Linked DNA regions of Mus musculus: region 2 is linked to region 1. A link is a loop called in an ENCODE intact Hi-C map of the cell type or tissue named here. Cell type or tissue: left cerebral cortex. All regions are shown on one strand. Each heading gives the region's core, and the rest is flanking DNA. Links, peaks and the distances in the headings are about the cores only.

The links. Peaks named below come from ENCODE experiments on the same cell type or tissue, not always from the same donor. Only the 100,000 strongest peaks of a DNase experiment are listed, where the experiment ranks them.
Region 2: it touches region 1 in a loop (4-fold over the local background); 15 of 42 quality-filtered maps call a loop at or near these places.

Annotation. Positions count from the first base shown.
Region 1 is chr13:65,125,850-65,130,198 of GRCm38, forward strand. It overlaps the pseudogene Gm3785. Among named protein-coding and RNA genes, the nearest start is that of Mfsd14b, 15 kb to the left of the region's middle. In left cerebral cortex, for the core only: a CTCF peak has its summit at 1,832 (motif pointing left); a DNase peak (open chromatin) is centred at 1,787.
Region 2 is chr13:65,032,861-65,037,005 of GRCm38, forward strand. Spata31d1c (spermatogenesis associated 31 subfamily D, member 1C) reads left to right here and starts at 198. Exons shown (of 4, transcript NM_001083890.2): 1 at 198-405; 2 at 1,062-1,104; 3 at 1,699-1,759; 4 at 2,067-4,145. The coding sequence starts at 229. In left cerebral cortex, for the core only: a CTCF peak has its summit at 2,374; a DNase peak (open chromatin) is centred at 2,416.

The DNA.
Region 1 (4,349 bases), core at 724-3,223:
CTGACCGGCCCGGCTGTCTGAGCACCATGTTAGGTTCTTCTAGAGTCGCCACCATGAAGCAGGTGGTCCAGCAGCTCTGGCTGGAGGCCAAGCTCAACCGCGTGAAGGTTTCCCAGGCAGCTGCAGACTTGAAACAGTTCTGTCTGCAGAACGCTCAACATGACCCTCTGCTGACTGGAGTGTCTTCAAGTACAAATCCCTTCAGACACCAGAAAGTCTGCTCCTTTTTGTAGTCATCTATCTTGAGGTTTCTCAAACCACTTTTCATGAACCAGTGAATATTCAAGAGAGCTAAGTTTGAAGTCTGTACAAAAGCTTCTCTTTAACACGTGCCACAATACACTATCCTCTACTTGTCAGTCCTTAACATCTACCTCTCTGAACTTCATGGATTTCTGTCTCACAAGGTTTAACTATTTTATATACACTGGCTGTAGCATACAATAAAGCAGCATACAAACCTTAAATAAAAAAAAAAAAGAGTTGTTTCCAGTGATCTGGAGGCATATAGGTTCTTGTTCTCTGTTGGGCTATCTATCTCTCTATCTCACTATATCACTATCTATCTATCTATCTATTTGTTTATTTTAAACTCCAGATTTTATTTCCTTCCTGCTCCACCCTCCAACTGTTCCACATCCCATACCTCCTTCCCACCCCCTGTCTCCATGAGGATGTCCCCACCCCAGACCCACTGTCTCCATGAGGATGTCCCCACCCCAGACCCACTGTCTCCATGAGGATGTCCCCACCCCCCACCTCCTGTCTCCATGAGGATGTCCCCATCCCCCACCCCCACCCCCACTCCATCTGACCTCTAAACTCCCTGGGGCCACCAGTCTCTTGAGGGTTAGGTGCATCTTCTCTGACTAAACGCAGACCCAGCAGTCCTCAACTGTATATGTGTTGAGGACCTCATATCAGCTGCTGTATGCTGTCCTGTTGTTGGCTCAGTATCTGAGAGATCTCGGGGTCCAGGTTAATTGAGACTTCTTTTCTTCCTACAGGGTCACCCTCCTCCTCAGCTTCTTCCAGCTTTCCCCTAATTTAACCACAGGGGTCAGCTGCTTCTGTCCATTGGTTGGGTGCAAATATCTGCATCTGACTCTTTCAGCTGCTTGTGGGGTCTTTCTGAGGGCAGTCATGACAGGTCCCTTTTTGTGAGAGCTCCATAGCCTTCGTAATAGTGTCAAGTCTTGAGCTGGATCCCACGTTTCCTTTTGCTATGATAAAAATATTTGACAGAAACAAGAGAGGAATGTGGGATGTACTTATTTACTCAGAGTTAAAATAAAGCTAGTAATACATGGTGATGTGGGATAGACATGAGCATTATAACTCTTGATGCACCCCTTCTGGCACTTCCTGCTATGGCTAATCATCCTCCAGATTCTGTACCTGGCTCCTAGCCAGAAGGACACTCAACTTGAGGAGACACAGCATCAAGGAGCTAGACTCAGAAACCATGAGGTAAGTGTGAAAGAGGCAGAAGGCTTTAGAGGTCAGCTGGTGGCCACTCTGAAGTTCCTAACGCAAAACAACCTTGTGTGTCACTAACTCCTAGAATGAAGAAAACTATATTATACTATTCTATACATACTATTGGATAAACACAAATATGAGCCAACCTACCCAGATCTAAGGTTATCTTTAGCCAACAAAGATGAAAGCATTTCTTTTAAACATAATCAATAAGAAATATGGCTCCCAGGTGAGATGGCTCAGTGTTTCAGAGCACTGGTCACTCTTCCAGAGGTCCTGAGTTCAATTCGCAGCAACCATGTGGTGGCTCACAACATCTATAAAGGGATCCGATGCCCTCTTCTGGCCTGCAGGTGTACATGCAGACAAAGCACAACAGTATCTTTTTTTTTAATTAGATATTTTCTTTATTTACATTTCAAATGTTATCCCCTTTCCTAGTTTCCCCTCTAAAAATCCCCTATCCTCTCTCCTCTTCCACTGTTCCCCAACCCACCCACTCCTACTACCTGGCCCTGGCATTCCCCTATACGGGGGCATAGAACCTTCACAGGACCAAGGGCCTCACCTCCCATTGATGACTAACTAGGCCATCCTCAGCTACAAATGCAGCTAGAGCCGTGAGTCCTTCCGTGTTTTATTTTTATTGGTGGTATAGTCTCAGGATGCTCTGGGGGCACTGGTTAGTTCATATTGTTGTTCCTCCTATAGGGCTGCAAACCCCATCAGATCCTTGGATACTTTCTCTAGCTCCTTCATTGGGGACCCTGTGCTCCCTCTAATGGACAACTGTGAGTATCCACTTCTGTATTATTCAGGCTCTGGCAGAGCCTCTCAGGAGACAGCTATATCAGGCTCTTGCCACCAAGTTCTTGTTGGCATCTGCAATAGTGTCTGTGTTTGGTGGTTATTGATGGGATGGATCCCCAGGTGGGGCACTTTCTGGATGGTCATTCCTTCAGTCTCTGCGCTGAATTTTGTCTCTGTAACTCCTTCCATGTGTATTTTGTTCCCCCTTCTAAGAAGGATCAAAGTATGCAGATTTTGGTCTTCCTTCTTATTGAGTTTCAAGTGTTTTGCAAATTGTATCTCAGGTATTCTGAGGTCTGGACTAATATCCCCTTATCAGTGAGTGCATATCATGTGTGTTCTTTGGTGATTGGGTTACCTCACTTACAGTGATATCCTCCAGATCCATCCATTTGTCTAAGAATTTCATGAATTCATTGTTTTTAATAGTTGTGTAGTACTCCATTGTATAAATGTACCACATTTTCTGTATCCATTTCTCTGTAGAGTGACATCTGGGTTTTTTCCAGCTTCTGGCTATTATAAATAAGGCTGCTATGAACATAGTGGAGCATGTGTTCTTCTTACAAGTTGGAGCATCTTCTGGGTATATGCCCAGGAGTGGTATCACTGAATCTTCCAGTAGAATTATCTTCAATTTTCTGAGGAACTGCCAAACTGATTTCCACAGTGGTTGTACCAGTTTGAAATTCTACCAGCAATGGAGGAGTGTTCCTCTTTCTCCACATCCTCGGCAGCATCTGCTGTCACTTGAGTTTTTGATCTTAGCCATTCTGACTGGTTTGAGATGGAATCTCAGGGTTGTTTTGATTTGCATTTTCCTGATGATTAAGGATGTTGAACATTTTTTTTTTTTTTGGTGCTTCTTAGCCATTCACTATTCCTCAGTTTAGAATTCTTTGTTTAGTTCTGTACCCCATTTTTAAAATAGGGTTATTTGGTTTTCTGAAGTACAACTTCTTCTTCTTCTTTTTTTTTTTATTATATCTTAAGTACACTGTAGCTGACTTCAGACACACTGGAAGAGGGCATCAGATTTCATTACAGGCGGTTGTGAGCCACCATGCGGTTGCTGGGATTTGAACTCAGGACCTCTGGAAGACCAGTCAGTGCTCTTAGTTGCTGAGCCATCTCTCCAGCCCGAAGTACAACTTCTTGAGTTCTTTATATATAATGGATATTAGCCGCCTATCGGATTTAGGATTTCTTCTTTGATTTCTTTCTTCAGAGACTTGAAGTTCTTATCATACAGATCTTTCACTTCCTTAGTTGGAGTCACACCAACGTATTTTATATTATTTGTGACTATTATGAAGGGTGTTGTTTCCCTAGTTTCTTTCTCAGCCTGTTTATCCTTTGTTTAGAGAAAGGTCATTGACTTGTTTGAGTTAATTTTATATCCAGCTACTTCACTGAAGCTGTTTATCAGGTTTAGGAGTTCTCTGGTGGAGTTTTTGGGATCGCTTATATATACTATCATATCATCTGCAAAAAGTGATATTTTGACTTCTTCCTTTCCAATTTGTATTCCATTGATCTCCTTTTATTGTCTAATTGCTCTGGATAGGACTTCAAGTACTATATTGAATAGGTAGGAAGAGAGTGGGCAGCCTTGTCTAGTCCCTGATTTTAGTGGGATTGCTTCAAGTTTCTCTCCATTTAATTTGATGGCACAACAGTATCATTAATAGTATCAGGGATTGGTTCTAGCTCATGGAATAGGTCTCATGTTAGGCTCTTCATTGTTTGGCCATTTCCTCAGTCTCTGCTCCATCTTTGTCCCTGCACTTTGTGTAAGCAGGACACATTTTGGGTCGAAGATTTTGTGGGTGGTATCTTAGGGTTTCCATTGCTGTGAAGAGACATCATGACCAAAGCAACTCTTATAAGGGACAACATTTAATTTGGACTATCTTACAGGTTCAGGAGTTCAATTTATTATGATCAAGGCAGGAAGCTCCACAGTATCCAGGCAGACATATTAGAGGAGAAGTCTCTGAGAGTTCTACATCTTAACCGGAAGGCAGCTAGGAAGAGACAATTCTCAGGCATCTAGG
Region 2 (4,145 bases), core at 986-3,485, 93 kb before region 1:
ACATAAAGTGAAGTAAGGAAGGAGGGGTGGAAACAGAGCAGCAGTCTCAAGCAGAAGTCAGTGAAGGAGCTTGGAGGAGGGGGAGGGAGGATCTGAGGGCTCACCCTTCTCTCTGTCCTCACAAACCCTCTATGACTCTCCCTTGCTCTGTGATGCAGACCTAGGCCTACAGTGAGGCCCATGCAATCTCAGAACTCATATACCTCAGGCATCCATGAGACTCAGTGTATGGAGAACATCCTCTCTTTTCTAAATAGATCATGGTTAGGCTTTGGATCAGCATTCTTGGATATTGGCTCCAATTACATCTTTCTGAGTGGAGTTTGGTCTATTCTTCTATACCTGTGGTATTTGATACTGAAACAATTCTTCCCACCACCTTGGAAAAGTCAGGACATCAAAAAGGTGAGGATGTATGATGAACCCCCAAGAGATATTTTTTATTGATGTACTACAGAACTCAATGAGTACTGGATTTAGTACTGGATGAGCCTGTCTGTCTCAGAAACATGACTGATATGGGACACTGGGGAGAGAAAAAAACATTGCTGTCCTAGGGCATGAGTCCTGGCATGGGAGGAATACAGAGAGGACTAAAGTTTTCACTTAAATATTCAAAGGAGAATAGCTTCTCCTGCTGAACACCTGAATGAGAATCCCAGGCTTATTTCTCACCCTGCATGTAGATTTACCCAACAATCAGCCAGGTTGAGCTGGTCAGGAAAGCAGTGCTGACTTCTTGAAGGCTCTGAGAAGAACCTGAAACTCAAGCTTTGTCCCACTGGACAATCCTGTCTCCAGAAAAGCACAGATGTTGCTGCTGGCCTCAACTTTCTAACTGATAACTCCAAGTATAGCTCTTACAGACAAAATTCTCCTTTAATTTCCCAAAGAAGGAAAAAGAAAACATCAGGTCACCTCCAAAAGTTAATTTAAGAAAGAACTAAATTTCATTAACTGAACAAATGTCATAATAATCTTGGTTTATGAAATCTGGGTTTCTTCAGAAAATAAACATGAGGGAAAATTCTAACACCTTGTTCATTTCTCTATGTCCACAGTACCAGGGCTCAGCTAACAAAGAAAGGAGGAAGTCACTTAAAGGTAGGTATCTATCTGCTGGATCTCCTCTTCCCAGTTTACCATCCTGTCATTTCCATAAGGTCTTAGGTCTATGATCTGAGGATGTAAAGTTGCCAGATAATTAACTGACAAGAAATAGTTCTCAAAGGAGAGACTCACTGGAAGGCAGCGTGATAAACATACCAGAGTCAGTTCCCTCTCTGCACTCCTGTGGACATGAAGCTGACATGCACTATCAGGAGAGTGTGTTCCATGTATACAGTGAGCACTGGATAAGTCCAGGGAGCACTACGTGTTTGTTTGGTTGTTTGGTTGGCTGGTTGTTTTAGAGCCACACATTCCTGCCTTCTGGTATGATACACATGCTTAACATGTAGGTGCCCATACACCTCTGAGGAAACTAAGGCCTGTGTGCTTTATATGGTGTTTTAAGTATCATCACATGGGACAATGTAGATAAAGATTTTTTTGTATAAAGACACATAACATGTGAGCCATCTTAGTGACAATTTGACCTTGTCTGTTTACTTTAATAGCCCAAGTATTTTCCTTAAAGTGACTCCTGTTTGATATTTCCACCTTTCTTACCTACAACTAATACTTCTGCTTTCCCAGGTTGTAGAATTACCCAGAGAAAGTCACAGGAACAGAGAGAGCTGCTGTCTGTTGTGCAAAGGTATTATTCTCCTTTTTTCCTGGGCCTCCTTTTCTTATGATCAAAACATCACAGAGACTCAGCACAGCTTGCTCTTGTCATGGGAAGGGTATCAAAAGAGACAAGTACACAGATGAAAAGCATGGAGAGAGGTTATAGCCTCTCTGGAAGCCATGGGTGTCATAAAATGAATACACACACACACACACACACACACACACACACACACACACACACACAGGCTTTGGGTATCTCCATCACAGCAAGGCAGGCAGGCCCTTTTCAATTCTGGTCTTTACAACAGAATTGAAAATTCTATCTCCTGCAGCCCCCTAGGTGAAGAGTATGATTCTTCCAATTTTCGGCAACTACTGTGTCCAGATCCCTACTGTGGTGTGTGTAATGGAGCAACTGCTAAGATCAGTCATCTGCTTTCTCAGGCCACTCACCAAGATGGCGCTGTCACTATGTCCAGTCTGGACTCCACAGTTTCTGTGACGGAGACAGCGCTGACTTTGTCCCTTCCTCTCCCAGAAAATACTATAGACTATCCTATTTCAGACACTGCATGTGAGCCTTCTCTACAGTCTTCCTCCATCATTTCATCTCACCAAAGTGAGTACCTAGAAGACACACTTTCTCTCTCACCACTGGGTGGCTCTCTACTATCAGAGTCTACTCCTCCTGTGAATGCTAAATCCCCACTGGACCATTCTCTCCATTCACTTGCCTCTTTACCTCTTCCACAACAATATGTCACTCCGGAAACAGAACTGCTTCTCCAACCAACAACTGTTCTCTCTCTGGTGGACAGCCCTATGGAGCTTTTCGCTAATGTTCCAATAAACAATGGCATTTGCAGTTCAAGTCATGCAATGTCAGAATTTATCCAGCAGCAGACTGATACAGGCAACTCTTCCCAGTTGGAGTCAGCACATCCAGTTAACCAAGAGCTTCTTGACCCCTATTCTTCTGAATCCTACTTATGGGGAAACACCTCAACCTACCTCACATTGCCTGGAAACCTTCACTTTTCCAGCCTTGGTGCCGTGGCACTACTTGAGACACAAGATGGAAGGAGGACTGATTCACTTAAAACTTGGGAGAAAACCTCAGAGTTTGATCATCAGAACTTGGCAGTTTCCCATTCTTTGGAGAGCAGTAAAGAGAGACTTCACACACCCCAGCATTTGTCTTATTCCAAGACCTCTGAAGATCAGTTAGAGGATAAAAATACCCAGTCCTTCTGGGGACTCCCTTCTCTACACAGTGAGTCCATGAACTCTATTGCTACTGTGTTGACTGACAGTTCCCTGATCTCTGGGTGCTTCAACAGATTCTCAGATTCCCCAATGCTTACCCACCGCACAACTCTGCCCTTGTCTGAAAGTCAACTACATAACTTGTCCCAAAGTCTGTCCCAATCTCAGTCCCAACCTGTCTCTCAAGCCAACCTCCAGGCCCAGCTTCAACTCCCAAATCCAGTGCTATCACCTCATTCCCAACTTAGGATCTGTGGGGTGTATTTTCACAGCCCCCAGAATGAGGCACAACCTCTTGAGCCAACTGCAATCCACTGCCTGGAATACAACATATTGAAAAAGGAACAGGAAAGAGTATGGGGTTTACCCACTGTGGTCATAAATTCCCAACAAGAATTTTGTCCCCCACCTCCTAATCCCTCATTGGTCAGTCAGCTCTCCAAGACCCATGTTCCAAAGTCCATCTCTATTGAAAAATGCTTTATCACCAGTGAGCTCCAGAAGAAATTTGAGCACCACCTTCGAAAGAGGCTCATCCTACAACGCTGGGGCCTGCCCAAGAGGATCCGTGAGTCTCTGCTATGGATAAATCCTCAGGCAGAACTTCCAGAGTCACCCTCAGCCAAAAGCAACTATGGGCTTTCATGGATCCCCTTCTTTAAGCAACAGAGCAAGAAAGACCTACACAAAACTATTTTGAGCCAACCTGGAAGCTTCCCAGCAAAGCAATTAGAGGAGAAACTGTTGAAACTGTGTTCTAAGCAAGGCCTAGAAATGGTTCAAAAACAGCAGACATGGAGTAACACTAAGGGCACTCTAGATAACGGCCTGCAATCTGACTGTGAGACAAACCTACAATGCCACTCAGATAGTCTTTCATGCAAACCTTTAGGGACCTCAGAGGTGAGCCAATGTCAGAAAAAACTTGAAACTTCTCTGAAAGAACATTTGACCACACGTCTCAATGAAACCATTGAGCGTCAGATCACTAGCACTATGTCCGGATCAAGATATGGTCCTTTCCCTTTTACCTCTTGTGTGAACAAGGAAGAACACAAGGCCCAGATGCCTTCTGATATCAAGGATAGGCATGTAAAGAGCATATCTACAGCGAAAAAGTCTGTCAAGCAACAGACATCCTTTGA